Linked DNA regions of Mus musculus: region 1 is linked to region 2. Evidence: chromatin loops called from intact Hi-C (ENCODE). Cell type or tissue: left cerebral cortex. All regions are shown on one strand. Each heading gives the region's core, and the rest is flanking DNA. Links, peaks and the distances in the headings are about the cores only. Region 1 overlaps Neo1 (neogenin). Region 2 holds the start of Nptn (neuroplastin).

Region 1 (16,459 bases), core at 5,642-13,641, 290 kb before region 2:
AGCTCCATTTTTTTTAAAAAAGCCTGTAATTTTAATATTTAGAAGTTTGAGTCCCCACTACTAGCATCTCCCTGTCCTCAAGCTTTGATCAGTCATTAATATGCCCAGAATACCAAATGAATGTGAGAGTCTAAAAGGTTGTCTGATACCTCTTAGCGCTGCACACTGCCAATACTGTTACCTGGCTTGGTGATGCTGCTTGAACCCACACCTAAATTTCGCCTTCCCACAATTTCCTCCCAAATTTAGGTTTCAGATCTACATTTAGGAAGAGATCATTATTCCAGCCAGATACATGGGAACCAAAGTTTGCTGTAGACATGAACTCATAGAACAGCAAGTACCAGAATACAGCTTTTCAGTCCAGCCCTGCTCTTAGGAAGATAGTTTTGTGTCCCGCCACACTTACCATGTTGAAGACTAAGGGATCCATCCCACACAATCCTCACATAAGGTCGTGTGTGAGTGTGTGGAAAGTTCTCCTAGTTGGACTATCCCTGTCCTCCTTTGCCCTGGGCTGGGAGAGGCTTGGGAGTTGGAGAGAAGACTAGAAGTTCCCACTGAGCATTCAGCCAGGTAGTCTACTATTGTTGGTAAAGTTCTCTTTTGTGTGTGCTGAGACAGAAAGGGAGAAAGGGGAGAGGTTACTTTACTAACAGTTCTTGCTTTGATGCCCAGAGAGGATAGTGTGATAGATGCACTAGAGATCTATTTGAAAAGCAGAGCCAGTATCTAGAAGTAATCCAAGTTCCCCTGCTTTGTATTTCCCCAAGTCTTTATATCGTTAGGGCTTAGACTGCTATTTTCATAGCCTTGGGTGTGGAGGCTGTGCAGAACTGGAGCCTGGCCAAGTAGTCTCTGCCCTAGGGGCATTTACCATTGCTTGCCATGAGAAGAGCACTTTCTGTTTGACCATTCTGAAGTTTGTATTTTAAACAACTCTGAAAGGTAAGGGATTAATCCCCTCACCAAAGCAGACATTTTAGTCTGAGCCTAGTCTTTTAGTTAGGGATTAGTGTACAAGGTTGAGGAACATCTTCCTTGGAGAATGCAGTGTTCTGGTGCTCTCTGGAGTATACAAGGCAAACCTAGTCTGTGGCAGTGGCTAGGGCCGTGACATATGCAAGCAATAGAGTGTTCCTTGCTTACTTTCCTGCCATCTCTTTGTAAAACACAGTTGAGGCAGTTAGGCTGTTGTACAGAGTTGATCTGCCATATTAGCTGTTATCAGGTGATATGTCAGGACTTAGACCTATTTCTTTCTCATGGCCTCTTATTTCCCTTCCTAGCCAGCTTCTACCTGGGCCTGGATCGCAGATGGTTCCCGGCAGCTCCCCAGGCACAGTGATGGCTGGCTTGAGCAAGCTGAGAAGTGGCACCCCCAGCATGGCCTTTAGAGGATGAAAGGTGTCTGAACCTGGAGAGATTGTTCTAGCCCACGTACATTTATCCTCATCCGTGGGACCCAGCACCTTTTAAGTTAAAGTGCGGTCTATTCTGTCTACTGAGAGCCCAAGGGAGCAGATGGATTGCTTTTTCACAAAGGCAGGGAAGTAGGTTAGATTCCTGCAGATAGTTTAGATAGTTTATGTGTTTCTCTTAAGGCTGAGAACTCAAAACAGTCAAAATAAGCCTTCAAACTACCTGTTACAGCCTGTTGCCCAAGCTGCTTTCCGTGTCTCCTTTCTGGGTGAGAACAGGTCTCTCCTGTTCACACTGTATGAAAATCTTTCTCAGTCTCTGACATTGCTGCTTCTGCTTTGCAGGGGGAGACAAGCATCAGGTGCAGAAAGGCAGGAAATCTGTGGGGCTTCAGAACCTGAGCCTGGGAATCAGTGCAGGGATTCAAACTCGGTGCCTGTCTGTGGGCGACTTGCTTATTTACCCTCCCAGTGCTTCCTGAGTTACTCTGAGAAATAAATGTAAAATGCTTAGCATAGAATAAGTACCCAGTGTCTACAAAGAGAACCTCTCTGTTGTACAGGGACTATGTTCAAGCTCTTCATTCATATGTGTATGTACATGTATATATATACATATACATACACATTCATATATATGTATATATACATACATACATATATACTTTATACATAATGAATTATGTGTGTCTCCATGTTTTATAGATGAAGAAATTAAAGGCTCAGAGATCTAGTGACTTTGCCAGATTCACTCATCTAGTATTATCAAAGTAAAATATAGGACTGGCTAACTCCAGTGTGCTTTTCCAGCCCCACTGTGCTGCCCTCAGAAGATGTATTTTCTGAAACTTGCCTTGTTCTCCAGGCTAACCCTTCCCTGTGCCTCTGGATAAAAACAGCATTCATTTGACACAGTCTTCAGCTGTATACAGACCCCTAGACTATGTGAGGCTTTATTGTCATGAGGTCAAAGCCATTCACATTGGTGATGGCCATCTAGTACCTGAGCATTGGCCTCACCTGCACAAGCCTTGCTGACAGAGCCAATTTCTGGTGGGTATTATCCAGCCTGTATTACTAGACATGGTTGTCTGTGAATGGTCAGTTTCTAAGACTACCAATCAGTGAGTGAAATTTGAAAAATTGTATATACTAGTCTTCAGAACCTTCATAAAGACTCCATAGTAAGTATTTTAAATCTATGAACTTACAACTACCTAAGTATGTAACTAGAGAAAAAAATTGAAACTGTCGGTTGAAACAAGATTGTTTATAGATTCTTAGATTAGCCCATCCATTCTTAGCCTTGGCTGTCGTCCTGATCCGTGTGTCTCTGGACTTAGAACTGATCTGCTAAAGTGCTTATTGAACAGGCTTAGGGAACCCCTGGAAGTAGCCACAACTGCATATTTTAATGGTAAAGAAATACTAACATTTAAGCTTTCCTGCTATAGAATCTGTTCGAAATACCCCCAGCACGGACACCATGCCAGCGTCCTCGTCTCAGACGTGCTGCACTGACCATCAGGACCCTGAGGGTGCTACTAGCTCCTCTTACTTGGCCAGCTCCCAAGAGGAAGACTCAGGCCAGAGTCTTCCCACAGCCCATGTCCGCCCTTCCCACCCTCTGAAGAGCTTCGCTGTGCCAGCAATCCCACCCCCAGGACCTCCTCTCTATGATCCTGCACTGCCAAGCACACCATTACTGTCCCAGCAAGGTGAGTGAGAGGAGCAGCATCGACCGAGGGGCCGCTGGCTTCGACCCAGCTTTGGGATAGAGGTCTTTACCACTCACCCTCCGATACCACTCTCACATCCCTTTTTTCTTTCCTTTTTTCTTTTCTTCTTTCTTCTTCCTCCTTCTTTCCTCTTCTTTTTCCTCCTCCTGCTCCTACTTCTCTCTCTTTTTTTAAACTGAGTTTCTCTGTGTAGACCTGTCTGTCTTGGAATTTGCTCTGTAGACTAGTCAGCCTCCTGAGTGCTAGGATTAAAGGTGTGTGCTACCACCACTTGCCCCTCCCCTTTACTTTTTAAAGAAAAAGCAATATCCTCCAAAGTTTTCATAGCAACTTAGAGAAGCTCTGTGTCATTGTCCCCTTTGTGGGGAAAACATACAAGCCATAGCATAATGTAGTGGTGAGCAGGGGCTGAACTTTTGAACTGTGATTTCTGTGTGGGATCCCTGGTATTAAAATCCAGTGACATAGGTTTGGACAACAGAGCTGGTCCATCTAGGCCCCTGGAATCACCTCACTCTAAAAGACTCTTCAGGCTAAACAAGGGCCAGGGAGGCCAGGTCTGAAAACCAGGAGTCTCAAGATAGTGAGCACTCATTTGCTGTACTTCACAGCTCAGCAAGGGACTCTGGCCACTGCTTATTATGGTTTGTTTCAGAATAAGTCTGTGGTTCTCAAATTTTTTCAGTCTCTCAAAGCCTCTTCAGCAATCAGTGCTAGTCTAAAGACACACGGATCAGGACCACTGCCAAGGCTGAGAATGGATGGACTAATCTAAAATCCCAAAACAATCTTGTTTCTGTGTATGGAGTATGTCAGTACTTATCATATTAGTAATTAATACAAGAAAGTTTTTTAAATTTTAATTAATTTAAAAGATAATTAGCACATTATTTTTTTGGTGAACAGTTATCACTAAGTTTCTCTTACCTTGTAAGTGTCCCACACTCAGTCTACTGTAATAAGTTGTTTTGGTTGTTAAAACTCTGCCCTCACAGATACATACTTGGCAAATGGCAGTGTACTTTCATAACCTTTTAGATATTTAGGAGCTTTCGTTTTTGGAAAAAGGGGGCTTCTGTACTGCCCACACCGGTCTAGAGTTCTTAGTCCTTCCGTCTCATTGTTGGGATTTCCGATACATGCCACCGAGCCTAGTCTGGGTATTCTTTTTGATACAATGGAAAAATTCAACAAGTTGTAGCTTCTCCAAGACTGATTTATAGTGCAGCATCTCTGTCTGTCTGCGGACTCTGCACAGTCTGGTCCACTAGGTTGCATTAGATTTAGCTTGCGCTTTGGATGTGTAACACTAAAACACACGTTGGACATTTGGAAGATATTGGTTCAATAACTTTTAAAAATCCTCCAAATATTCACACATTCATTGTAAGAAGCTTTCACAGTCAGATAACAGAAACAAGTCTTTCAAAATGGTAATTTTCACAAAAACTTTGATTTTAATATTGGCAGTATCTGTCATATTTTCCTTAAGTTCATAGCTCATTCTTTCTATTTCTAGAAAATATCTGGGGCTAGAGAGATGGCTCAGTGGTTAAGAGCACTGACTGTTCCTCCAAAGGTCCTGAGTTCAAATCCCAGCAACCACATGGTGGCTCACAACCATTTGTAATGAGATCCAGTGCCCTCTTCTGGTGTGTCTGAAGACAGCTACAGTGTACTTAGACATAATAATAAATAAAGCTAGGAAGGAAGGAAGGAAGGAAGGAAGGAGGAAAATAAATGTCTGAATGACCCATGTGTCAATCATCTTTGAATTAAAAGTTTTGTTGTTACATGATAAAACCTCAACTGGCAAGTGAGTCTATCACGGTCCCCTTCTTGAAGATGGTTCTGTGTGTGGTATATAGCAGAAACATTTGCATTTTGTTAAACACATGTAATTTTGAGAGTTAAGATTTAATAAAACAATTTCTTATTGCTTCATTAAGGGTAATATACTAGCTTGTTAAAATATAAAAGCATGACCCTAGTTAAGTTCACAGCTTATTGCTGCTGTCTTCATTGCTAAGGCTCCTAACAGTCTTGCCCATGTTGCTGTGTACCCTCAATACAAATAAAACCTAGTAAAAAAAAGGCATGTGTTCCTTAAGTGTCACAATGAATGAGCTTTTACTCCCAGGTATTTATGAGTAGTCTGTGGCTCACCATACTTTGAGAACCATTGGGAGAAAATACTAGTTTTCTAAAGGCAGTGGAGTGTTTCTCTGGCCTCGTGGTTGCCCTCTTGCCTTCTTCCTTCCATCTTGCTCTGATAACTTTTCAGAGCAGATCCCTGTCTGAGCCTACAAGCATCCCTCACATTGAAACAGCTTCCACCCCTGGTGGACTGCTGAGGTCTAAGGGATCAACCTTAGCCACAACCTAACAATGCCCTTTGCCCCTCAGCTCTGAACCATCACATTCACTCAGTGAAAACAGCCTCCATCGGGACGTTAGGAAGGAGCCGGCCTCCTATGCCAGTGGTTGTTCCGAGTGCCCCTGAAGTACAGGAGACCACCAGGATGCTGGAAGACTCCGAGAGTGTAAGTTCCTGGGGCCCTCGGCTTGGCCAGGATGTCCTAGGGAGTTGCTTGCATGCTATTAGCTGATTGTACATTTGTGTACACTGAGGTCTTTGCCACCATAGATATAAAGCAGATTTAATCACTCATCAAACAGGTGTCCTTGGAGCATCCCCATATCCTGTGGGAATGTACTATGGGTTTGGTTTGATATCAGACCTACTCTGATAAGTCTTACAGTGCTTTATCATCCCATCAAAGTTATATATATATATCCTTCCTCTCATTTCTGTTCCTGGAAGAGAAGGTGCCTAAGATTGTTTTCAAATTCCAGTATTCAATGTCTGCATTTCCAGATACTGGGTTCTCTAAAGAGAAAGCTTAAGCCCAGAGATGCTGGGTACACACATTATATTGCTCTGACAGAGATCTAGAAGAGGAAGCAACAGAGCCTCTCTGCCTTGTGAGGTCATTGTGAGCTGAGGAGTATGTGTAAGTCAGGAGAAAGGCATTGTGTATTGTGAAGAAATGCTGTCTTTATTAATGGCCTTGAGTATGTCCGCTGCTTCTGTTTTTATGGAGTCCACCTGGTTTCTGTAGGCCAGCGTCCCAGGGCAGTTTTGGCCAGGCTACTTGGAGCTCTGGACAGCTCTTCAGATCATTCCCAGTAATGGTGTTCTTCCTTCTGTAGAGCTATGAACCAGATGAGCTGACCAAAGAGATGGCCCACCTGGAAGGACTAATGAAGGACCTAAATGCCATCACAACAGCCTGATGACCTTCGCCTGGACATGACTCCAAGCCTGAGTCTACAAGTCTCGGAACTTAACCTTGAAAACAAGGAATTGTACAGAGTACGAGAGGACAGCACTTGAGAGCAGGAGCCAGCAAACCAGCCAGTGCCTCCATGTGGGGTTGGCTCCAGGCACAGCCACCTGCCTTCTCCTGGTCAGCCTGGATTACACTTGTGTGGAGGCAGCTTCCCTTTGCCTGCTGAGAGCCTGCAGGACTGGGCACTATGGGCCAAAATTTTGTGTCCAGGGAAGAGGCAAGAAGTACGACCTGCCTTTTGCTTTGTGGTCAGTGGCTTGTGTCTTTGTGCTGCAACTGCATCACTTTTATGGAGTGTAGACATTGGCATTTATGTACAATTTTGTGTCCTATTTTATTTTACCTTAAAACACTATCAGAAGCCAAGGGAGTCTGTGATGTTCTCTCAAGCAGTTGACACTTGACTGTGGTTCCAGTTACTTACGGAAAGTCATCAACAGTGAGGTTGTTTGACACCACTGACAGGCATTGGCTTGTTGTGGGTTTCATTTTTATTCTTAATTCTGAGACATTGCATCCTCTGCCAGCTGTTAATCCATCACTTTGAGGGGAGGACATGTTGCATTGCTGTTTGTAAGCTTTTTTATTATTTTTTTATTATAATTATTAAAGGCCTGACTTTCTCCTCTCATCACTGTGAGATTACAGATCTATTTGAATGAAATGTAACATTGAAAAGACTTGTTTGTTGCTTTCTGTGCAGATTCAGTATTGGGGTGGGATTGGGGATTGGGAATAGGAAATGGAGGGGCTGCTGAGGCCCTGTGAATGTTTCTGTCAATGTACTTTGTTCCAGAAGCCTGCCGAGAATGAAAGCAGCATCTTTAGTGTCCTTTCCTGGCATTTCCATCTTCGTGTCACTGCATAGCAACTGGAGTTTTGTTTGGATCTGGTTATAAATTCTTGTACAGTGGATGACTTTGGTGATTTAGCTGCCCTGGTATCTTGGTCATTTCCTCTTTGGAGTGTCCACACTGAGGTCTCTATCAATGTATGTTTAATTGCTTGAGAGATGCCAAGTAGAACCAGAGCCTGACTGTGCTCTGAGAAGCTACAAAGCACAGGGTGGAGACTCCCTTTGTGTTGCTAGTATTGGTTCTCTCTGGAAGGTTAAAATCTAAGGCAGGATCTTGGTTTCCTATTCCAAATAGGATGCCTGCTTCTCTGGGCACCAGTCCTCAGCCAGGCAGCTCTCGTGGCATTGCAGAGGCTCTCCTGAAAAACATCAACCAGGGTGAGAGCCAAGATGGGGTGGCACCCATGACGCTTCCCCACATGTTTCTTCAAGGAGCAGAGGACAGAGATAGTGGAAAGAGGGTCAGCAGAAGCAGGTGCCTTCATCTATCCCAGCAGCTCAGCCAAACCCCAGTTAGAATGAGGCAGCAGGAGATTCCAGGTGTGCTGAGGGTTCAGCCACACGCAGAAGACGTTGCAGAGTGTTAAAGAGGTAAGCTGAGGTGTGTATTTGGTTGGCTTTGTTGTTGTTGTTAATGTATAATGAAAAGTATAAGACTAACCCTCAGGCCTCATGTTCTCCAATAGATCCCTGGAAGACAGTATAGAAAGTCAGTCGGGCTTGGGCTCCTTAGCCAGTGAGACTACTCAGACCACCAGTGGCTAGCCTAGCCTACCTGTCCTTGAACATGGGTGATTTTACCCCTTTGAGGTCTTAACCCTTTTTTTACTTTCAACAAGATGAGCTCTTTGTATGATTGCGGGCGGGGGATATGAAAATGCAATGATCTAACTCCTGTTGCTCTTCTAGCTGGTCACATGACGGCACCAGGCAGGGTTCTGGGACACCCGGTGTGCTTTGACTGTTCTACAAAAAGCTGTCAGAGCGTTCTGGCCTCCTGGAGGCTAGATTCCTCAGAAACTGTCTAGCCTTTGCCCACAGAGCATGCTATGTAATTAGAGCACTCCTTCCCATGAACCCCAGCACTTGTGTTACCTCAGGGCCTTGGTACCTGGATACTGCCACAGAATTTCCATGGGGCGGGAAGGGATGTATTTTTAAATAAAGTAACTTAAAAGTTGGGGAAATTTTTTAAATTCAGAAAATGCAAAGCTATTCTGTATTACACCATTTCACAATTTAATATGTCTTATATTTTCCTGTGACTCTGGAAACTAAACCATTGTGTGTCTTGTCGTGTCCTAGTTGAGCTGGGGCCTAGCAGCTTCCTTCCAGTGGGTGTGGAGCAAACGTGTATGTCGCCTCGCTACCTGCTTGAGGGGTCCGAAGGGCTGCTGGGACTGAGTTCTGTACACACTTGTTTGGCCTTTTCTGTAGTTGATGCTGTAAAACTCTATGGCTTTTTAAAAACAATTTCATGTTTTTATTTTGTATTGGAAGTCCAATACACTTTTTTAATCCAATCAAACTGGTCTGGTCAAAAAGTTCTTTCCCTTAAAAGTTCAGGGGCTCCTACTTCCAGCTTCCGATGACTTCTCTGTGGCTCTCACTGCTATAAAGCAGGATTTAGAATGGCAATCTGGGCAGAGGTAATAAAAGAAATGTCTGACTGCCAGCCCCAAAGATGTGTCTTCTTCCTGTCCATATCCCACTGTTACCTCTAGGGGAAGGAAGGAGGGGGTGGGGAAGCCCAAGGAGTGGCAAATGGCGCCTAGCACAGAACCACCCTGAGTTGCACAGCATCGTGCTGAGGTGGCTCTCCTATGCTGGAGAGGCTGAGCTCCACTGTTAAGATCTTTCGGTTTCCCATGCCTAGAATAGTGATGACCTCTGCAGCCACAGGCCCCCTTCCATCTCTTAGCCTGTGACAGAGCTAGTGCTAGATCAAGAGTGCAGTGTCCCTCCGTCCTTGTGTCCATCTGCTCTGCTGACAGCCTGTACTTAGAAACCTGGATAGAGCCCACCATCCCTGTTAGTGGTGCTCGATTGTCCTCAGGATAGTCCGAGTCTCCAAAGCTCCAGGAATGCTTGCCTGCCCTTACCTCAGCATCCAGACAGACAAATAGGTACCAGATACACTGCTACTGCAGCCTGGAAAAGCTGCTCTTGAGATTGGATCCCTTTCCGGCCACATCGATCATCCGAGCTATCCCCTCTGCATCCCTAGGTGGCACTGTTGGCACACTTTCCAATGATGGCTCTGTAAGTCGTTCTACAGGCATGTGGTCTCAATACAGACAAGAATTTCTTTTCATGTTGCTCTCTGACTGCCTCCAGGTATACGCAGTTTCTGACTGACGGTAGCAGATGCCTGCCTCTTGGATGAGTGGACAGATAGCCCTAAAGATAAGGTCTAGGGCCTACTAGGAGGCTTCTTCCATTAGCCCCTCCCTACCTTGCAGACACCTCAAGTTGATTGGTTGGTCCTTAGAGTTATGATACCTGGGCCCCTTTGGAGTCCTGAAGTACACTTGAAAGAGAGCTGCCTGCCTCGCAGAGTCCTTAGAAATCATGCTCATGCCACAACTACTACCTTGGTTCTGAGAACTAAAAGGAAATTTACCTCAAGACTGGCTCCAAGTTGAACAACATGGACAAAGCTCTGCAGGGAAAGAAAACCTCCTCTGGCCCCAGTCAGTCATCTCCTCCCTCCTGCCAGGGGTAGGTAGCACCGTCTGGAAAGACTAGAGAGCATCAAATAAGCCACCAAATGGTTAGCTAAGGCCATGTGAATAAGCAGGAGCTAAGAGGAGCCACCCCTGGCCACACAAAAGATTCCAGCAAGTGCTATGCTAGTGACCTTGGGTTTCTGGCTGCCAATGAAAAGAAATCTTAGGGTACTGGGGGAAGATGTATGAGAGATTAATTGAAGGGAAGTACTCTAGTTCATTCTGCTGTAATAAAAACGGACAAAAGGCAGCTTAGGGAAGAGAAGGATGTATTGGGCTTACAATTCCTGTCACAGTCCACGAGAGAAGTCTAAGCTGCTCTACTTGGTGGATCACAGCATTATCTCCAAGCAAGGAATCACTTCGCCTCCAGAGGAGTAAAGAGAGATGAAAGATGCCTCTTGTTGGCTACCTCACAGGCCAGCTTACACTCAGCTTTTTACTTACACAGTTCAGGACCACGGACCTACAGATGGTACCATGTGCAGTTACCTGGGCCTTCCTACATCAGTTAATATAGCAGTCTGCCATAGACCTGCCCACTGGCCACTCTGATCGAGGTAGTTACTCCTCCGTGGAAGCTCTCCTCTCAGATGACTCTAGGCCATATCAAGTCAACAGTTAAAGTCAACAGGAATATAAATAATACTTTAGACTCCTTGTGCTATGTAATATTGGAATAATACACTATTTAAACTTACCATAACCCCTAAGCTTAGTGTTTGTTGTTGATGTTAAGATGTCCTTTACCCAAAGATAAGAGCTGAGCAGTTGCTGCATTTCAGAGAAAGGGTAATTTGAAATTTCCTTAATTATGAGTAGGGTGGGCCTGGAAAGTTGTACCTTTAAGAAGATTGGGGTAGGGGCTGGAGAGATGGCTCAATGGTTAAGAACACCAACTGTTCTTCCAGAATTCCCAGCAACCACATGGTAGCTCACAACCATCTGTAATGGGATCTGATGCCGCCTTCTGGTGTCAGAAAAGAGCAATGGTGTACTCATATACATAAAATAAATAAATAAATCTTTTTTAAAAATAGAAATATGTTTTAAAAAAAAATAAGAGAGTGGGAGAAGTGTTCCCAAGGGGAAATCAAGAGAAAATGGCTTGAGGCATCCAAAAGAGCTTCTTAAAGTGAGTGGCTCTGCAGCGTGTCCTAATGCTGTCTAACCTTGTATGAAGTAGGTCTCTTCCAAAGTCTGCAGTGACAGCTGCTCTGGGCACAAGGCACTGCCCAAACAGAGCAGAGCCTCTAGACAAGGAGACGAGCATCAAAAGCTTGGCCTAATGTGGGTGGGCTCTCTGGAAGCAAGACCTTAAGAGTCTGAAGCTAAGAAATCCATGGTATCAAGGAGAGGTGCAAGACTTTCACTACAGTTGGGCCATAGGCAGCAGTGTCCAAATCCTAAGAGGTCCTGGGCCCCATTGTACACGTTCTCAGGGTCCTGGAGCAGACTCCTGTCACCTGGTTGCTAGATGCTTGCCCCCGCTATGAACACCTCTATGCTCTCCCAGATGGGAATGTGGGAACCACTTTATGCTCTCTGCACCATACACTTTAACTCGTTGCTCAGCTAGTTCTCAGCTCTACCTCTCAAATGTGCCCCCAGAGTGCCACTTCCTTGTCTGTTAATCAGTCTAGTCTCACATGGAATCTGGTGATGACCATTTACAACAGGCCAGTATCTTTTTTTAAGTTAAGTTCTGTCTCCCTTGCTCAACATCATGCAGTCTCCTGCACAACAGTTCAGCATGACCCACCTTCCCATTCCCTTCCCTTTCCCTTCCCCTTTCCCTTTCCCTACTTGGCCTGGCAACAGAGCAGACTGCCTCTGCATAATATGTGTTGTGTGTGGCCTCTGTACTGTTTCTGCTTTCTCTCTCCCTCTCCCCTTCACCTCAGAACTGGCTCTGTCAGAATATGTGTATTTTAGACCCAATCTAACTAGATCCCTGATCTTTTTTTTTTTTTAATGTTTCTTCCAATACATAAGAACTTTCTTAAGGAAAGAACTATATGTATTTGGATTCTCCACCTTAGTGCCTAATGCACTGTAGGGTTTTAGTAAATGAGTTTCTCTTGTGAGAAAGATAAGACCTGAAGTCTGAGAGCTAATGCATCCTGACCCAGCGCTGAGGGAATTTGATAAAGCTCTTCCTGCACAGGAGCACGTCGTTAGGAAGGCTTGTTCGGAAGAGGCATGTCCACCGAGTCTGAGATGTCAGGAGAGAACCCGTATGGGCAGATAGAGGTGTTGCAAGGCTGCCCACTTCACATGGATGTCTGAAAGAAGACAACTCTGAGGCATCCGTGTCCGGCTCAGACTCCTGTCACTGGGATAAATGCCAGAACTCCAACAGGCCAGTACAGAGGCTGAGGCACGTGCACAGGACTGGCTGGGTACCTTCGCTGGGTAGAGTGAGCTGGTGCTATCCAAAGGGCACAAGGCTGGAACCACTTGAACTGCATGTGGCAGAGCAGATGCTGCAGGTTGGGGCTCAGCCTAGTGAGTTAAGGATAATGTGGGTACCTTTCATAAACTCAAAAACAGGTCTTGGGATGGGGAGATGGCTTGTGAGTCAAGCGCAGGGACCCAAGTTCAAATCTCCAGAATCCACAGAAAGCTATCCAGAGTGGCACAGGTTTGTAACTACAGCACTTCTATGAGATAGAGACAGATAGGTAGAGAGAGGGATGCAAGAGAGAGACGGGAGATTTCCTGAAAACCATGGTGCAGCTAGCCAGGCATACACAACAACAAACAACAGAGACCCTACCTAACAAGGTGAAAGTCGAGACCCAATGCCTGGAGTTCTCCAGCCTCTGTGCTCCTGGACTCACACCAGCACACACAGAGACACACAAAGGTCTTGCTGAGAATTCTGAGTGGTTTACAGCTTTCTGAAAGGAAAAGAAAAGCTGGGATTCTTGAAGGAAAATGATGAGAGCAGGCTCCTATAGATGAAGTTCCTTGGGAGATGGTAGGTTAGAAGAAACTGATTATGAACAGTCTGGACTAACAGAAGGGAAGCTGGCTGGAACTGAAGCCAGAGAGAATGTGGGATGGGCAGGTATTACGAAGAAAGGAATATTTCCAGTCTATCAGAATGAGTTTTCCTATCCCAAAATTAGAGAAATTATACAGTTTCCAGATACTTCTGGAGCCTGTGGTGCCTGAGTACGCAGCACAAGTTAGACATATGTTGCTGACTTGTTCCCAGCCTAGAGGAGGGCACAGATCCTTCACAACAGAAATCACCACCCAGCATGGAAACCTGAGCAACAGTTTGGCAAAGGACACCATTTCCAGCCCTGCGCAGAAGCTTGGGGGTCATGAAGCTGGTGGAGAGAATGGTGCAATTCCACTCAAGAAAGGAACAGCTTCCCTCAATACTGCTTGCTTGGGCCAGATCTAACAAGAAAACAAAGAGCAGGTAACTAGTTACAACAGAAATGCTTCTAAATGAGTTTTCTAAAGAGAGTAAGGAATAACTCTAATGAAGGAACAGAGAATGGTAAATTTCTCTTACCGTTGTTTTTGCTGCATCCCATGTTTGGCAGGGTGTCTGCCTCTGTGTGTGTGTGTGTGTGTGTATGTGTGTGTGTGTGTGTGTGTGTGTGTGAGAGAGAGAGAGAGAGAGAGAGAGAGAGAGAGAGAGGAGGGGAGGGGGTAGTGGGGGGAGAAGGAAGGGGGAGAGAGAGAGTCATTCTCTTCTGATCATAGAATATACTTTATATGATTTCATCTCTATTAAATCTATTCAGACCTGTGGTCTGTCTGGAGAATGTTCCATATGTATGTCAGGGTACTGTTGGAGGAAGTGTTCAGAGACACCTTTAGGTATAGTTGGTCTAAGTTGTCCAGGTATTCTACTTGCTTTTTGTTATTTGAAGACAGGCTCTCATATAGTTCAGGCTGTCCTTAAACCTCTACTCCTCCTGCTTTTGTCCTCAGGTGCTGGGATACAGTTGGGCACGTCCACATCTGGCTCCCAGTGCTGGGATGCAGTTGGGCACGTCCACATCTGGCTCCCAGTGCTGGGATGCAGTTGGGCACGTCCACATCTGGCTCCCAGTGCTGGGATGCAGTTGGGCACGTCCACATCTGGCTCCCAGTGCTGGGATGCAGTTGGGCACGTCCACATCTGGCTTTAAATCAGTGCTCATGCATCTTCAGTTCATCTGCTCTATCCCATACGGAAAGTGGAGTGCTGGCTGACAGTTATTACTGTTGGCCTGTCTGCTTCTTCCAGGTTTACTTCATGCATTTGAGGGGTATGTATTTTTATAAATGTTATATTTTTTATTGGTTACCCATTTTCATAAAATATCCTTTGTCTTTGGCAATAATTCTGCCTTAAAGTGTCTTCAGTATTAGAGTGACACTCTGGTCTTCTACTGGCTGTTGTTTTACCTGGTATATCTTACACATTTTTTCTTTTCAACTTAGTGATATATTTGAGGATAATACATATCTGTCTCTTGTAGACAGCATACAGCTAGATCATGGGTTTTTTATCCTCTCTGTAAGTCATTTGCCTTTAATTTGAATGTTTAGTCTATTTACATGCAATGCATTTACTGATATGATAGAAGTTACATCTGGCATATTCCTATTTGGTTTCTCTATATCTTGCTTTTTAAAATAATTTCATCACTGATTCTGACTTTTCCACTCCCCAGATATTTTCTACTGTGTCATTTTAGTTATCTGGTCAGAAAACACAAATCGCTAAAAAATGGGCAAGTTGGTCATCAGCAAAATTAAAATATTTGACCTTTGACAGACATAAATAAGAAAATAAAAAGGTAGACCACAAACTTATGGAAAATAATTCCCAAACAACTATTTTATCAAGTACTTATATGTTGAATATTTTAGTTATAATTCAACCATAAGGAAATGGAGGGCTTGTGAGAGACAATTGTGTAAACCTTTGAATAAGCATTTGTTACCACAGAGCATATATGGGTGGAAAACAGATGCCGAAAATGACACACAGCATCTTTAGTCCTTGTGAAAATGCAAACTGAAAGCAGAGTTTACATGGCATACCTCTGGAGCTGATACATACATGGCAGCTGATTGCAAGCGTAAGGAAATGAAGTGACTAGGAAGCTCGGATAATTGCTGATAGAAATGCAAGCAGCCCTTCCACTTTGGAAAATGAAATTACAAATATATTAATCATATGACTCAGGAGAATCATTGCTGGGTATTTATAATCAACAAAAACTTATATTCATTTTGAAACAATTAGAAGAATAAGTTTTTAAGTGTTCTCACCACAAAAAAATATGACATATGAAGTAATACATGCCCATTAGCTCAATTTAGCCAGTTCACTAAGTACATATTTCAATGCATTATGTTGCGTATGATAATTTGTATTTGCCAACTTAAGTGTTTTAAAAATCCACACTCATATGTCTTGAACAGAGATATTCATACTAACTTTATTCTTAATAGGCAACAATGAAAACAGCCCAGTTGTTCATCGATGAATAAACAAATCCTGACCAAGCCATACAAGGAAACTCAGCACAGCATCCCATGGGCAGAGCTCAAAAGTACTGGGCTAAGGGAAGTACATCAGGCAGGTGTGGACTAAGTGCTTCTGAGTCCACTTACATGAAATCTCAGAAGCAGCGGAACATGAGGGCTACAATAGCAGGCTGCTGGGAACCAAGTAAGAGGAAGGAACTGAAGCGGGTGGGAGGGGGTCGTGGAAATGTTCTGACTCTAAGTGTTGAGGTGGTTGTAAGACCTCATTGTCTCCACACTTAAAATGGATGAATTTTGCTGCATATGAATTATACCTCAATAGGAAGCATCGATAAAGTTAGCAATAGTAACAAAACCATGAGCAGCTAGAAACAAATCCAGTGAACTGTAAAACCCGATGAAGACCATTATAAAACCATATTAAAAGAACTGGCCAAGATGTTCAAAGCTGGTGTACTAGTGAGTGTTAACTATCAGCTTGACACAGGCGACCGGAACCACCTGGGAAGAATCGCAATGGAAAATTACACAGATTGGGCTGTTCTGTGCTCGTGTTCTTGGGAGATTGCCTTGACTGTTAACTAATGTTGGAAGATGCAGGGCATCATGGGTGGGGCCGATCCCTGAACAGGGAGTCCTGAGCAGTATGAAGGGAGAAAATGCGCTGAGATTAAGCAGTAAATCAAGACCCACGTGTCTGTTCTCTCTCCACTCTTGACTGTGGGTGTGACACTTGACTTCAAGTCCCTGCCTTGACTTCCCTGTAGTAATGGACTGTAACCCGGAAGTGTGAGGCAAACAAGCCCTTCCTCCCTGATGTTGCTTTTAGTTGATTATTTCATCACCACACTGA
Region 2 (16,459 bases), core at 2,933-10,932:
CAGGATGAGTTGCCGGCTGTGGTGTCGCACGCCTTTGATCCCAGGACTCAGAAGGCAGAGGCAGGCGGATTTCTGAGTTCCAGGCCAGCCTGGTCTACAAAGTGAGTTTCAGGACAGCCAGGGCTATACAGAGAAACCCTGTCTCAAAAAACAACAACAACGATGACAAAAAAAGGACAGGATGAGTTAAACAACAGAAATTATTTCACAAAATCCATTTTTCTAAAGCTTCTCTTTGTAATTTTATTAGCAAACTATCAAAATTTCACCGAATACCTTCTGTATGGTATTCAACAGTCACTCATTTGCTCATATACTTCATTTTAACAGATAACAGCACCCCTTCTCTTTCCAAAAGCATAAAAAAAAAATCTTTATACTTCCTAGCATTCAGGAGGGTAAAGTTTGAGGATCTAAGTTCAAGGAAAGGAGCTGCTCAGCAAAAACCTTCTCAAAAACATAAAATATAAAATAAAAATAAAACAAAGGAAAAAACAAACATTCTCATAGATCTGAATTCCAAAGAACATTTTATTTTGTTTTTTTGGGGTTTTTTTCGAGACAGGGTCTCTCTATGTAGCCCTGGCTGTCCTGGAACTCACTTCGGAGACCAGGCTGGCCTCTGCCTCCCAAGTGCCAGGATTAAAGGTGTGCGCCACCACGCCCGGCGAACATTTTAATTAAAAACATACAAACTCACAGAGCACCTTTGTAAGTCACAGGTGGTCATCTTTGCCACCAAATCACCAGGCCTGACAACCTGACTTCAATCCCCAAAATCTACATGGTAGAAGACAACACTTGCACAGGTGTACCAAGAAATGAACCCCTACTCACAGATGCACAGAAACACATACACACAGGTAAATAAGTGTAAGAAATTTTTAAATTAAGATCAAGAGTTAGAACACTTGCCTAACATCTGAGAAGCCCTAAATTTAATCTCAGCACTAAAAAGAACTATGTGTAATGAAATTAAAACAATAGTACAGTAGCATGTTACCTTCGAGGCATTGCTCTCAGCCTTCCTAATGCTGTGGCCCTTTAATACAGGCCCTCATGCTGTGCTGACCCCTAACCATAGCTTATTTTTGTTGCTACTTGATAACTGTAATTTTACTACTATTATGAATCACAACATAACTATCTGATATGCAGGATATCCAATATGTGACTCCCCTGGGGAAAGGGTTGTTTCGGTCGCAGCCCACAAACCGCTGCCTTAGAGCCTACAAGGAAATGTTTTACAGCAAAACCATATTGAAAAAGCAAAAAATTTCTTGTAAGTCTAATTTTTCAAGATTTCACAGGAAATCAGATCTACAATGAAATCAGATCTTAATTTGTGGCAAGTAAATTAACTGTGGAGCACATCATTTTCTGTTAAAACTTTGGCATACTCATAGGTTAAGCTCTGTGTTTACATACGCACGCACACGCACACGCACACACACACACACACTCAAACCTGTCTCTCAACATGGACTCAATAACTAGAAGACGAGCCAAGAAATAGGCTCTATTGTAGTTAGATGACCTTTCCTACTAGACCCCTGACAAATATGTGCAAAGAGATTAAAGACGTACAGTCTCCTTAGGAAAAACTTTATTTATTCAAAGGTAGGTTCTTTATTCTAGTCAAATAATATTTTAACTATGTTTAAATCTGTTGCTTGACATTTTGTCATACATGTGATGCCACGGCTATCACTCATAAGATTTTATCTTTCTGATACTTATTTCAGTTCTCTAAGTAGAAAGATAGTCTAAAGCAAACTGCCAAACAACTTAACAGCACTTGACAAAAAGACTCATAAACCACCTAGTGCAGATACTAGCACTGTTGTAAGCATAATGTTCACAGCTAAGAATCACCTAAGCAAAATGGTTTCTTCAAATTCAGCTGTTAACAATAAAACTCATTAGATTCTCTACTTGCCCCTACAGTATTAATTATCTAATGTAATAAGTCTCAGAAGAACATACTACATTTTCACATTCCATCCCACATTCATTCGTTCAGCTAACACCTGTAAACCTCATCTTCCAGGTACTACATTCTACTTCTCTTACAACAACGGTATTCTATAAAAAGGCTACACCTGACCCTTATGAAAATGTACTCATTTGCAGGCATGGTCAGGAGAAAAGAATACCATGAAATCTCCCAGACAATCAAACAGAATATAAACTTCCTCACCAGAATTTCAATTGCAGCAAAATGGTTGGCACAAATCTCTGTAAGGGACCTTCAAATGACCTATTATTAACTTGTATTCATGATGACAGAAGCTTTAATAAATGCTTAATACACATAAGAAGAAAAGCAATCATGCTACTTTTTAATAATAGTTATGGCTAACACTAAGACTTGCAATAGTATCAAAATGAAATCCAACTAGACTCATTACCTCATTTAATCCTTACATCATCCCTATGGGACTAACTGTAATCCCCATTTCACAGATCAAACTAAGGCCTGCCTTACTCAAGGTCACTTAGCTGTAGAGAATTAGAATTCAAACCCAATCCTTGGGAAGACAAAGCTCAATGGTCCCATGCTTGCCTAGTATGTACAAAGGTTGGAGCCCTAGTATCTACACACACACACTCTCTCTCTCACCTTTCTCTCCCTCCCACCACTCTCTATACACACACACACACACACACACACACACACACACAAAACAAAATACCAGTTCTATCTGTGTCCAAAGCCTGTGCTCTAGATCATGAGCTTGGTTTAATGTTCAATTTTAACCTAAAACCTTTGAATACCTTAAAATTTTTATGTTTTATATGAAACTGTGACCTTACAAGTCTGAATATTTATATGAAAAGTAAAATGTACTTGAATTCCTATGGTAATGGATCGTATTCCTTTTGGAATTAAAAAGAAATGCTGCTGGCCATCTATACCAAATTCTTCACTTAAGGAATAACAAAAACAGAAGCTTTTTCAAAAACTTCTACATGCCTAATCTAAACTGCCACATTTTCAATCCAGAAACAGTGACTCTACAACTGATTTTCCAAAGCATTATTTTTATTATCAGTATGTCTAATAGTTAAATACTATGTGGTATATAACATGGTATCTCATTTCACTGTTTAAAAAAGTAAAAACACTTGAGGACACAAAATGAGACTATTACAGGACTACAATCAACAGAAACCTTAAATATCACTGAGGCACGTTACAGAAAGCTTTAAAATGGCATCCTTAACCATATAAACTGGGAAGTAACCATTTCTTTCATGAATTCAATTTACATTCATTTAGCTCAACTATGGGTTCATAGTCACTTTACTAGCCCTGTCATGTGACTAAATCCAAGCTCATTTCAAGGGAAAGGCTGTACTATGCTGTATTTAGAACATATTATCACTAAGAGCAGATGAGTCTTTGTAGGCCTATCCAAAAACCTTGCCTTAGTTGCTAAGAAACTACAATTTACCATATTATAAATCATCAGAAATAACTTATGCCAGCAGAGATTAAGTATCTAAGATCAAGAATCTCTCATCTATAGTGCAAAATGAAACTGTTATTTCCACAAATAACTGAAATCAGAATTAAACTCACATTGTTATCACATCTATGATAAATAACACATATTTATATACATAGATACCAAGCATAGAGGGAGCAAATCAGGCTAACTTTACCCTTTCCCTTCTACAGCTTCATACTTGAAGGAAAAGGGGGTGGAAGTGTCCATATCCTTAGGATATTCAATGTAAGAAACAAATGTTTCCTTTCTGGCTCATGAAGTAATAAAGCCATGGGGCATAAAATTCCCTTGTAAAGGGAATATTTGATAAAGTGACTTTTTTTCCAATACTAAATGTGATACATTATTACTGTATCCGCTAGCATTTTAAGCTCAGTTTGTCTTCAAAATACTCAACTCCACTGGCTCTGACTGATTTTTGTTTTAATGAAAGCCACTTCAAATTGTTTTAGCATAACAACGAAGAAATTCAGAGATTAAAACTAATGACTAATGTATGGCTCCCTATCCCTAACCAACTTCTCATTAATTTTTTTCATGTTTAAAATAGAAATCTTTAAACCTCCTAATAGTTGTTTCCACAATAGCTGAATTAGGTTCATTATCCCTTTAGGTTTGTATCTGAATGTGCGGTTCAACAACGGACTGTGACAATTCCAACAGAATCTGTCATGTTTAGCTCCCCAAGCCTATTATCTTTCACCATCTTCTCTAAAGAGCTTCAGTTCGCAACCCAATTCTCACTTCCACTGTACCTTAAACCCAACCCAGAGACCACATTCATATTCCTCAGAAATAACATCTTTGCAATCTTGAAACTTTCAGTTCTAAAAGCCCACTTCCTCCATCTCCCCTGCCACCATCTCTCATTGCCCTCAATCCCACCACTGCAGATGTGGCTGTGTCCCAGCCCTCCCCAAAGGCCGAACTAGCATCATAAAGCATTTGCCACAACTCGTCCCCTCCCTAATGTATCCGCCGCGCTACAAAGCAACATTACACCCCCGACTTCCTGCATTTTACTCTCTTCCCTTATTTTTCCGTCTTCCCCCACTCCCACCACTATACCCAGGCACCCTTTACTTCCCTGATATTTCTTCTACCTCGGTTTTAAAGCTTTCCCCGCATCCTCTGCTCATTTTCCTCTCCTTATTTAGAAACTCCCTTTTGCTTTCCCAACCGCTACCCTAGAATGCCCAGCACTCCACCCTCCTTGGCAAAACCCAATCCTCTTCCCCCAGCTCGTTTGGAGACACTGCTGCTTCTCTTCTCCAGGTCCCCCTACTGCAGTCAACCCACTCCATCTTTCCACCCACCTTCCCTCTACCCCCAAATCCAAGGTTTCCCGAATCGCTCACTAACCCCTCTCCTTGAGAGACTCAAGCAGTCTGCTGCCTCTAGGTATTCTACGGGATCCTTTTGACCCCAGCTTCCCCCCTCCTCCCATTTTGCAGAATGTCACCCGGGTTCCAGGGCCCCAGTAGAATCCCGGGTGTCAGCGCCCGCGGAGCCCGGTTCTCTCGCCGACACCACCCCTCCGCCAGCTCGAACTCGAACGCCTGTCTCCCGCCGCTTTCTCCAGAGCCGCCCCCGCTACTCCAGCTCCCGGTGCGCGATGAGCCCTACGCCGCGGACCTGTCTACAGAGCCCCGGGCTCGCACCAAAGCGACGCCTCCACCTCTCCGCGAAGCACCTCCTCGCCTCAGCCGGGTCGCCCGCTGCCGGCTCCGGCATCCCCCTCAGGCCTGGGCCCGGCCCCTCTGGTTGCCAGAGCCGGGCGCCCCCGCCCGACCCGCCCCCGGCCCCTCGGCTTACCGTTCTGAGCAGCGCCTGGCCCTGGAAGGAGCGAGCCAGAGACCAGCAAGAGCGAGAGGGCCAGGGCGCCGGGGAGCGACGAGCCCGACATCCTCCCTAGCCGGAGAGCGCGCAGCGAATGGGCCGGGGCCGGGGCCGGGGAAAGGGAGGGGAGGGAGGGAGGGGGCGGGCGAGCGCGCGCGCGAGGGAGTGAACGAGGGAGGCAGCCGCGGCCGAGCTCCGTCCTTCCCTGTCCTCCTCCTACCGCCGCAGCGTCCAAGCCTCGCGAGACCTCCGCTGGCGGCCGTGGGCGGGCCAGGAGCACCGGCGGCAAGGCTCGCGAGAAGAGGCCCTCTTCCCCCCCCTCCCCAAGTCCCCGCCCCTGCAGAGGCTGATTGGCCAAGCACAAGGGCGGTCACGTGCGAAGGGCGCTTTTGGCCACGTGACGGGGCGAGGCGGGGACTCCACCCGCTCCTTCTCCCACGGGGGAAGACGGCGGAGTACAGTTCTCACTTCTATGGGATCCTAGCGCTCAGAAATTAGAGGAAGCATTGAGAAAACAATGCTCCCCCCACCCATCCTGCCTTTCATGCGTTACTGCTCGAAGCTTCAGAAATGGATACCCTAGACCCTGCTTTTGAGCTTCCTATTAGTACCCCTTATCAAAACCCTGCTTTTCCTTCTGGACTTTGACCAGAGACCCCTAGAGGTATCTGGCCACAACCTCTCTGCCTCGTGGATTTTTTTTTCCCTTCCAGGCAGTGTTAACGATCGCTGTGCTTCCTTGCACGGACATCTGTTCCCTCAGCCTTCAAGTGTCCTCCTTTTCCTCCCTACCTGTGCCCTCCCCACCCCTCTTTGGCCTTATTTTAGCTTCACAAGCTCTGAGGGCCTGAAGAGCTAGCCTGTGCAGGGCTACAGATCCAATTCTACAAGGAAGTCACAGTGTGTCCAGTAATAGGCAGAACCTTTGGTAGAGGAAACCCGTAAGAAAATAGTTTCCACTCAGTTCACTGTTCAGCCTGGTGTATCAGAGATGACCCACAGGAAAGGGGCAATCAAAAAGGAGTTTAGCCATGTTGCATAGAAAGTTGAGAAATGCCTTCTTTTGCGGTGAGAGAGTACTGGGGAGATGTCATAGTCCTTAAAAATGCTTGATACACAAACGTGAAGACCTGAGTTTCCCCAGCATAAAACAGAAAAGGATGGCCACCAGAGCCAACGCTGTAATCTGAGTCTGGAGAAGAGAAGAGCTCTCTGGTTTGCTAACTAGTCTGCCTAGCCGATCGATGAGGTCTAGGCTCAGTGAGGGACCCTACCTCAAAAACTGAGTATTCTCCAAAAAAAAAAAAAAAAGAAAGAAAGAAAGAAAGAAAAAGAATAGTTAAGGGAGATACCCGAAGGCAACTTCTGGCCTCCCAGTGCGGGCACACAGGCTCTCGAACACAAACACAGATTTGGGGGAGTTGGCTTGTTTGTTTTCCCTGAACCACCCTCAGCACTTGTGGTTAGCAAAGGAGTGTTTTCTGTGGCTTAGCTCATCTATGAGTCACAACAGACATCCTCGGGTGTCTCTGTGGCTTACAAGTGAGAAAGGGTAAACTGGCCTGCTGACCTGACTATATTCAAAGGGTTAGAGAATCTGGAGTAAAGAGGAGGCAGAGGGGGGCTGGTGAGATGGCTTCAGTGGGTAAGAGCACCCGACTGCTCTTCCGAAGGTCTGGAGTTCAAATCCCAGCAACCACATGGTGGCTCACAACCATCCATAACGAGATCTGGCGCCCTCTTCTGGAGTGTTTGAAGACAGCTACAGTGTACTTACATATAATAAATAAATAAATCTTAAAAAAAAAAAAAAAAAAAAAAAAAAGGAGGAGGCAGAGGCAGTTGGATTTCTGAGTTCGAGGCCAACCTGGTCTACAAAGTGAGTTCCAGGACAGCCAGGGCTAAACAGAGAAACCCTGTCTCAAAAAACCGAAAAAAAAAAAAAAAGAAAGAAAGAAAGGAAGGAAGAAAGAAAGAAACCATCACAAACTCTCCAGAACTCTCCAGCTTTCCCAGGAACTAGACAACTATCTGCTATCTGCTATAGACTGTGCTTTGCAGCAAGGGCTGGGGCTCTATCTCTGGGGTATGTTCACAGAAGAAAAGCTGTGTCCTAACAAACCTACGTATTTACACTCGCAACGAGAAATCCTTATAAAAGTATCATTCACAGATGGGGAAACTGAGGCTAAGAGATGGCAGGTTTTGCTCAGGATCTCCAAGCATAACTGTGGATGGCAGACAGTCGGGTTCTCTTGCTTCTAGGCTTATTTTAGAAGCACATCTCCTTGCCCTCTTTAAGTTGAGAGTGGCCTGTGGCTGTCTCAGCCAATGAAATTTGAGAAGTGGCACGCATCATTTTCCAAGTGAAGCATTCATTCATTTCCAGGGTTTCAGACTCTTTGGTCTTGGTAATAGTGAGTAATGGCTATGATAGTGAAAATACATGTCAACAGGAAAGGGATGACCACTTGGATCCTCGAGTTAGCACAATAAGCTGAACCCTCTTGTCACCCACACAGAACTGATAATATTGCTATTGAGACTCAAGGATGTCTGCTCTTTTCTACTTTTAGAAATTTTTATTTTATGTGTATGAATGTGTTCCTTGCATGTATGTTTGTGTTCTGTGTGTGTTGTAATGCCTGTAAAGTCTACAAGGGGATGTTGGAACCCCTGGAACTGGAGTTATCAATGGTTGTGAGCATCTATGTGGGTGCTGAGACTGAACTTGGGTCCACTGCAAGAGCAGTAAATGTTCTCAATAACTGAGCTGCCTCTTCAGCCCTCCGGGGTTGTTCTTATAGCACAATCTGAACTAGTCTGGATAAGAAATTATAAAATCCAAATCCACCCCCGCCCGCATCGCTAGTATCTATGCATCTTCGCCCCAGTGACCTAATAATTTCTCTTGACAAATTATCTGTCAAATAGGGACAATGATCATTGCAGCTTTGAAAGACTGTAAGAAGAAAAAGTGCATAAGTTTATGTGCAATATTTTGAACAATTTCTGTTGTGTTACACGCACTTCAATGTTGATCATGACACTACTACAGCTCAGACTCCAGCCTACATTTTCTCTCCCTAATGTTACAATATCATGATTGCAAAAGCTGACTCAGGAGCAATCTTTTACCTATGGGTGGTACCATTCAAAGCACTAAATTATAAAGAACCCTTTTTACCTAGGGAAAACATCAGCAGGTCCCCACATGACATAAGAGTACTATTAGTTTCTTCCTGCTGTTAAGACACACAACTAAAATCTCCTATTGATGTGGGAACCTCTTTAAAGGAATTTAGAAATCGAGGGTTGGGGGTTATTGTTGTTTTACGGCTTACCAGACATAGTAGCTTATATGTACACCAATACTTAGGAGGCTGAGGCAGGAGAGTCACTACAAGTTCCAGGTCAGGCTAGGATATATAGATCCAGACCATCAGCCTATGCTACAGAGAACAAAGTCCTGTCTTAAAACCAAACTGATTATTATTTACATACACTAAGAAAACTCCGAATGCAGATGTGTCCAAGGATTGTTAAGCTCCTTGTGATGCACCAGAAGAGCCCTAGGGGTCCTCAGAGCTCAGGCTGAAACACTTTCCTGGCCTCCAGCGAATCCCTTGGAGGTCTTCTTTCCAGTGTTGGTAGCACCCCCTGGTGGTAAGGCCTGTAATTCCCAAATGGAAAGTCCTCCCTTGGTTTGGTTTGATGTATTCAATTGGCCCTTGGAAGATTGGTCAAAACGACAGAGTTGTAGGATTCCTAGAGATGCTCTTGAACTTCCTAATGGTTTCCTGTCTTCATCCTACAAAGATCTCTGCACCTTTAAGCTCCTTCAGTAATATATATTGCCCCACTCATCTTGACTGCCGTCATTTGAATCTGAGCAAAGCAATATCCTTGGGCAAACTCCACACTCAGGGTCGGCTAAGGTTAGAATAATGTTTGTTCCCTGGACAGTAGCATGGGATGCTTCTCGTTTTTTAGAGAGAACTTTGGGTACCGTATCCACTTTGATGACTGACTAATATAGGGATGAGGATGAAGCAGACCAGCCTAACAGCCGGTTTATGCTCTCTATGACTGGAGTTGGATCTTAGGGGCTAATCCTTGCCCAGATTTGGAAATAATTGAATAAAAGTCATGAATATGCCTATAGAAATTATAGCATCCCTCTTATAAAGTTTATATTGGATAACCTCCAGTAGTCGGCTAGCCAGACTAGCTTGGGAACAAATTGCTCCTAAATGCTGCGTGTACGCACAGACACAGGGAACAGCAGTGAGTGAACACGCTGTTTCCCAGTACTACTGGGAAATGTAGGATGGGGGGGGGGGCAAGACTAGACATTCACATGCCCTCTCTAAGTGGCAGGTCTCAAACTTGCTTAATTCCTTCCCACAATGGCTCACCCGAAACCTCACTCTTGAGCCCTCAAGGGAGAGGCGCGAGTAAAGAGAAGCTGAGAAAGTTACAATAATGAAATGGTTCTCTGTGGCTACACATTAGAACCAACTGGGAAGCATGAATAAAACGCAGCACTAAAAGAGAGATGCTCACCACCCAGCCTCTGGAGGTTTCAATTCCATCGTCTGGGGTGGGGCCCAGTTTATGTAGATACATAGCAATCTCTAATGTGCTGTTGAGTAAATGCTCTGCATTTCCAGCTTTGATGAACCTTAGAACAACCAGAGAACTATGAAACAATTCCAATCCTGGGGCAGGGGCAATAGCTGAGCGGGTAAGAGTGCTTGCTGCACAAACATAAGGATCTGAGTTCAAATCCCCCACATCCACATAAAATGCCAGATGTTGTATGCATGTGTGCCTGTAACCTTGTGGGTGACAGAGACAGGAGGATCTCTAGGACTTTCTTGCTGCCATCCTTGCTCTAGTTTCAATTCAAGGCTCTGACTCAGGAGACTAAGACTGAGAGTGATCGAATAGGACATCAATATCCTCCCCTAGCTTTTGCACATGCACACTACATGCAAATATACCATGTATACACATAAATGAATAAATAAATAATAAAATATTATCTATGTCTTTTTTAAAAGTTTCCATCTCTAGACCTTATCAATTAAATCAGAATCTTGGAGGGAAGTGTAATGTTAAATCTCTCCAGTTGTGGCTGGAGAAATGGCTCGGTAGTTAAGAGCTTTGGCTGCTCTTGCAGAAGATTTGGATTCTGTTCCCAGCACCCACATGGTGCCTCAAAGCCATCTGTGTTTCAAGTTCTTTTTTGTTTTTGTTTTTGTTTTTGTTTTTCGAGACAGGGTTTCTCTGTGTAGCCCTGGCTGTCCTGGAACTCACTCTGTAGACCAGGCTGGCCTCGAACTCAGAAATCCGCCTGCCTCTGCCTCCCGAGTGTTGGGATTAAAGGCGTGCGCCACCACTGCCCAGTATAAATAGCTGTTTTTTAAAGACTCTAATTGATTCCAATTCATAGTCAAAATTGAAAATAGATGTTCATATGGATTTGTGTTATCTTTCAAATATTTTATGCAGTGCTAAAATATTTATGTCAGGGCTTGACACATGCTAGGAAAATGTCCTATCAATGAGCAGTAGCTCCAGCCCCAGCCCCAGTCCCAGACCCTGTTGCTTGAAACTTCTATAGAATTACATGGAGAACAGTTCAAAGATGGATTGTTGGGCCTTGCTTCCTGAGCCTGGGAATAGGACCTGAGCATGCACAACAAGTTTCTCAGGGTCGTTGATACTGCTGGGATTGCAGATTTAAGCCATCATGCCTGATGTGTGCCACTGAGAACCAAATCTCAGGCATTGAGTGGGATCACAATACTTTTTAGCAAGAGTAAGTTGGTGCACATGTTTTTCTTTAGATACCTTTTCTGTTATGGATGTGTAGTAACAATTTTGTCATTTTAGTTTCTATTTAAAATCACAGAAATGGTCTGGTGAGATGGCTCAGTGGGTAAGAGCACCCGACTGCTCTTCTGAAGGTCAGGAGTTCAAATCCCAGCAACCACATGGTGGCTCACAACCATCCGTAATGAGATCTGACTCCCTCTTCCGGAGTGTCTGAGGACGGCTACAGTGTACTTATAATAAATAAATAAATAAATAAATAAATAAATAAATAAACTTTAAAAAAACCACTTGGAAAAAAATTAAAGCCACAGAAATATTATAAGAATATGTTTTAATTTTAATTCCAGGTGTGGGATATAGGGCTGTTTCAGATTGTCCACAGCAGCTATGATTTGCCTCATGCTCTAACAGAGGTGTGATTTTTGCCAGCAGTAGATAGTTTCTGAGATTGTGTGATGTTTGGAATTCTGGGAACTTTTCAGAGGGTATATAAATGCTAGGGCCCTGAGAGAAAGTATGGGTTGTTGGTTGCATTTGTTAAGTAGTCATGCATAAAGAGGAAAGAAGAAGAAAAAGAAGAAGAAGAGGAGGAGGAGGGGAAGGGGAAGAACGGGAAGGAGGGAAGGGGAAGAAGGGGAAAGGGAAGGGGAAGAAGGGGAAGAAGAAGAAGAAGGAGAAGGAGAAGGAGAAGGAGAAGGAGAAGGAGAAGGAGGAGAAATTAGATATCCTGATGGTGAAGATCGAACCTACCTCAAGCAACTTGATGCCCCTACTCAGAAGGAAGTCGTATAATAATAACATCATCCCCTTTACTTTCTATCCTTTTTCTTCTCCTCTCTAGTGTTAGAGTGTTGAAAAGGTGAAAAAAAGTGAATATAGGCTGAAGGGTGGGAGAAAGAAGAACTCACAAAGTAGTAAAGACCAGCTACAGGGATGGGTACCTGAGCCTTAGTTTGTATTTGCCTTGAAATAGCCTTATTTCTTTGCCATTTTTAAAGATAGCTTTACTGGGTATAACAATCTCAGTTGGTACAGATTTACTTTCAGGGTTTTAAACATATTGTTCCATGCTTTCTTAGCTTTTTGGTTGCCAATAAGAGAAATAATATTGCTCTAATATGCCAGTCTTTGTATAGGAATTGACTTTTTTCCTTATGGCTTTTAATACTTTTGCCATGAATGTTTGATATTTTGATTATAAGAAGTCATGGAGGCTGGTGAGATGGCTCAGTGGGTAAGAGCACCCGACTGCTCTTCCGAAGGTCTGAAGTTCAAATCCCAGCAACCACATGGTGGCTCACAACCACCCAAAATGAGATCTGATGCCCTCTTCTGGTGTGTTTGAAGACAGCTACAGTGTACTTACATTAAATAGATAGATAGATAGATAGATAGATAGATAGATAGATAGATAGATAGATAAATAGATAGATAAAAAAATAAATAAAATTTAAAAAAAAAAGAAGTCATGGAGCCGGGCAGTGGTGGCACACACCTTTAATCCCAGCACTTGGGAGGCAGGGGCAGGCGGATTTCTGAGTTGGAGGCCAGCATGGTCTACAAAGTGAGTTCCAGGACAGCCAGGGCTACACAGAGAAACCCTGTCTTGAAAAACCAAAAAAAAAAAAAAAAAGAAGAAGAAGTCATGGAGTGGTTCTTCTCTGGTTATGTATATGGAACCCTAAATTCTTCTTGTGTTTAGGTGTCTATTCTCTAGATTTTGAAGGTTTTCATTGTTTGGTTGTTTTTCGCTATGATTTCATGAAAAGGATTCACTATACCATGGGAATTTTGTTTTTCTTTCTCTCAGCTCTTCCTTCTATCTCATGGATTATTAAGTTTGGTCTCTTGGTTGTGTTACAGAGTTCTTGGGTGTTGTAGTCGTGTCTTTCTCTGTGTAGCCCTGGCTGTCCTGGAACTCACTCTGTAGGCCAGGCTGGCCTCGAACTCAGAAATCCACCTGCCTCTGCCTCCCAAGTGCTGGGATTAAAGGCGTGCGCCACCACTGCCCAGCCGTCATGTCCATTTTTTTAGTTTTGTTTTGTTTCATTTCAATTCTCTTGAGACAACCTCTTATGAAGTCCAGGCTGAGCTAGAACTCACTTCATAGCTGAGGATACTTCAAACTCCCCATCTTCCTGTATCCAATCTCTAATTGGCATTATAGACCAGTGACTATAGCATTCTTCGTTATTGATGTTTGAATGTGGTATTTCTCTGACCTTGTCTTCCAGCCCTGGTCTTTTCCACTCAGGTAGCTAGTGTTCTGACTGAAGGTATCGCCTGAGTGTGTTGGGAGTGGGGTGGAATGCAATGGCCACACTGCAATCTCTATAACAGTGGACCTTCCTCCATGCTTTCAAAACCCCCCGACCGTCAATCACCTGCTAGATCCATGCAGCTGTGGATATCAGGTAGCCCATTGCAGCTTCTGAATTTTCAGGTTCTACAGCAGGGAACAGCAGATGGGGACTCTAGGGGCTGATCCACCTGCTGACCTAGGCTTAGGACCATCAAACTCCAAGCTCACTGTGACTTGATGACATCCCTTCCTGGCCTCAATAGCCACTATTTCTTATGTACGTCACTGATTGATCCAAGCTCCTTGTGACCATTCCCTTGGCCTTCCCTCTCTTTACAACTGCTTTCCATAGCTGTCTTTCAGCTTGGCATTTCAGCAAGTTAAGTTCAGGCTCCCCAACTTACAGGTGTTTCCTAGTCTCAGGACAAGAGGCCAGCTCAATTTTAAATAACAGTCTCTCTATCAAGATGACCCTGATCACTGCCCTCCAGGACCTGCTGAGTGACAAAATAGGATTCTGATCCATCTGTTGGGGCAGACCCTGGATCTAAGGTTTTATGAGGACTGTGGGCTTTTTCTATGAGGCAGGACTTCCTGTCAGTTTTCCCTGAGGCCCACTTATTTTACTTTGTGTGGCTGTGGTTGGATGTCTTGGTTTACATCTTTTTGGTACATCACCTGCTGCTTTTTCTATATTTTCCAGGTATCCCATTACCTTTGCTATTCTTTTCTTTTTTTAAAAAAAAGAAGATTTATTTATTTATTTTATGTATGTGAGTACACTGTAGCTGTCTTCAGACACACCAGAAGAGGGCATCAGATCCCATCACAGATGGTTGTAGCCACCATGTGGTTGCTGGGAATTGAACTCAGGACCTTTGGAAGAGCAGTCAGTGCTCTTAACCACCGAGTCATCTCTTCAGCCCTGGAACAAACTTTTTTTTAAAAAATATTTATTTATTTATTTATTTATTTATTATATGTAAGTACGCTGTAGCTGTCTTCAGACACTCCAGAAGATGGCATCAGATTTTGTTACGAATGGTTGTAAGCCACCATGAACAAACTTTTATGTTTATTATTATTCTAACTCTCCTTTATTGGGCTGCAGGGAGGCAGCTTCTAGTCCTCTGCCTTTCCTGGAAGTCAGCCCTCTTTAGATTTAGGTTTCTGTGTCTGGCGTGATAGCTCAGAGGATAAAAGCACTGCTGCCTCACCCGACAACCTAGGTTCATTCCCCAGAACCCAGAGGTGAGAGGAGAGGACCCAATTCTGCAAGTTGTCCTCTGTCCCCCCACACCCTGCCACACACACACACATAATGGGCCACACCTGTGCCCACACACAGGCACACAAAATAAATGCAAATGTGAATTAGCTTGACTAGCCTTCACGTTTCTTTTCATTTATTCTGTTCAATACTGCTGGGATCTTTTAATCTGAAAATTAATGTCTAGTACTCAAGATGGATCCTGACATTCTGTGTTCTTTGTTTTCTTTCTGAAATGTTTGATTTTTCTGAATTTGTTCTCTATTTTATCTTTTATCTCATAATTCTCATCTCTTTAATTTTTTAAAATTTATTCTAAGAGAATTCCTTTACCTGCCAATTCTTCTATGACATTTCTAACTTCAGCAATTATACTTAAAATTTAAGGGTAATTTTTTTCACGCCATTGCTGTTCTTTTATCATAAAATTTGTACCATTTTATGGATATGCTACCACTTTAAAATCATTCTAGAACTAGAAAGTGTAAAAGGTTTTTTGTTTTGCATATTTTTTTTTCTGATTTCCACATTCTTTTTTTTTTTTTTTTTTTTTTGAGACAGGGTTTCTCTGTGTAGCCCTGGCTGTCCTGGAACTTTGTAGACCAGGCTGGCCTTGAACTCAGAAATCTGCCTGCCTCTGCCTCCCAAGTGCTGGGATTAAGGCATGCACCACCACACCTGGCTGCTTTCCACATTCTTTATTTCTCTTGGGCTAGAAGCTTTTTGTTTTTTTGTTTTTCTAAGATTTATTTATTTATTTACTTATTTATTTATTTATTTATTATAGGTAAGTACACTGTAGCTGTCTTCAGACACACCAGAAGAGGGCATTAGATCTCATTACAGATGGTTGTGAGCCACCATGTGGTTGCTGGGATTTGAACTCAGGACCTTCAGAAGAACAGTCAGTGCTCTTAACCCTGAGCATCCTCTCCAGCCTGGGCTAGAAGTTTTTTAAAAATGTTTTAACGTGATGTTTTTCTTATATTTGTCTGTGTAGCAGTCTACTTTTGCTGTCTTATATTTATAAAAGAGTAATCATATTGATTTGCCTGCATTGATAGATGCATTCCCTATATGTTCCATGAATATAGGTCTATATTTCTTTCTCTTTTTGTCTTCTATTTTTCTATCTTATGTTACCATAAAGAAAATGCTGCCCAGAGGTTCCGTGAACCAGAATTGTTATTTCTCAAAGAATGGCACTGGGGTTGAATGGTGGTGGTATAAGGCGTGGCTCCAGGGTCTGAGGAAGATGACTACACAGTTCAAAGGGAAAATGTTTTATTTCTGCAGAGCAGTTCATGCCACACTTTATGCAAGCAAGCAAGCAAGCAAGCACACAAGGGTCCTCTGGAGTTTTACTGCTAATGAGAAATGTCCTGTGCCTCTGAGTAGTCAAAGCTTGGCTTACACTCTTATGTGACTGACTAATACAGCACAGTGCAGATTCTAGGAAAAGGGGAAGGAAGCCTGTTCTGATTCCAAGAGCTGAACCTGGAGAGATCTGAATTTCTGCAAAGTCGCTTCTTCACAGATCTACTGTTATTTTTTATATATGCGCACCATGTGAATGCCTGCTGCCTGTGAAGGCCAGAAGAGGGTGACTGATTCTCTAGAATCGGAGTTGCAGAGAGTTGTGGGTGCTGAGAACCGAATCAGGTCCTTGGCAAGAACAACAATGTTAAC

The links. Peaks named below come from ENCODE experiments on the same cell type or tissue, not always from the same donor. Only the 100,000 strongest peaks of a DNase experiment are listed, where the experiment ranks them.
Region 1: it touches region 2 in a loop (2.5-fold over the local background); 11 of 42 quality-filtered maps call a loop at or near these places.

The regions. Positions count from the first base shown.
Region 1 is chr9:58,867,272-58,883,730 of GRCm38, reverse strand. Neo1 (neogenin) reads left to right here. Exons shown (of 28, transcript NM_001042752.1): 26 at 2,876-3,139; 27 at 5,567-5,703; 28 at 6,374-9,052. The coding sequence ends at 6,457. Among named protein-coding and RNA genes, the nearest start is that of Hcn4, 53 kb to the right of the region's middle. In left cerebral cortex, for the core only: a CTCF peak has its summit at 9,601; a DNase peak (open chromatin) is centred at 9,587.
Region 2 is chr9:58,571,398-58,587,856 of GRCm38, reverse strand. Nptn (neuroplastin) reads right to left here and starts at 5,617. Exons shown (of 9, transcript NM_001357751.1): 1 at 5,331-5,617. The coding sequence starts at 5,421. In left cerebral cortex, for the core only: CTCF peaks have their summits at 5,781, 5,982, 7,089 (motif pointing left) and 8,975 (motif pointing left); DNase peaks (open chromatin) are centred at 5,139, 5,678, 6,899, 8,988 and 1 more place; H3K4me3 peaks cover 2,827 bases; H3K27ac peaks cover 2,185 bases.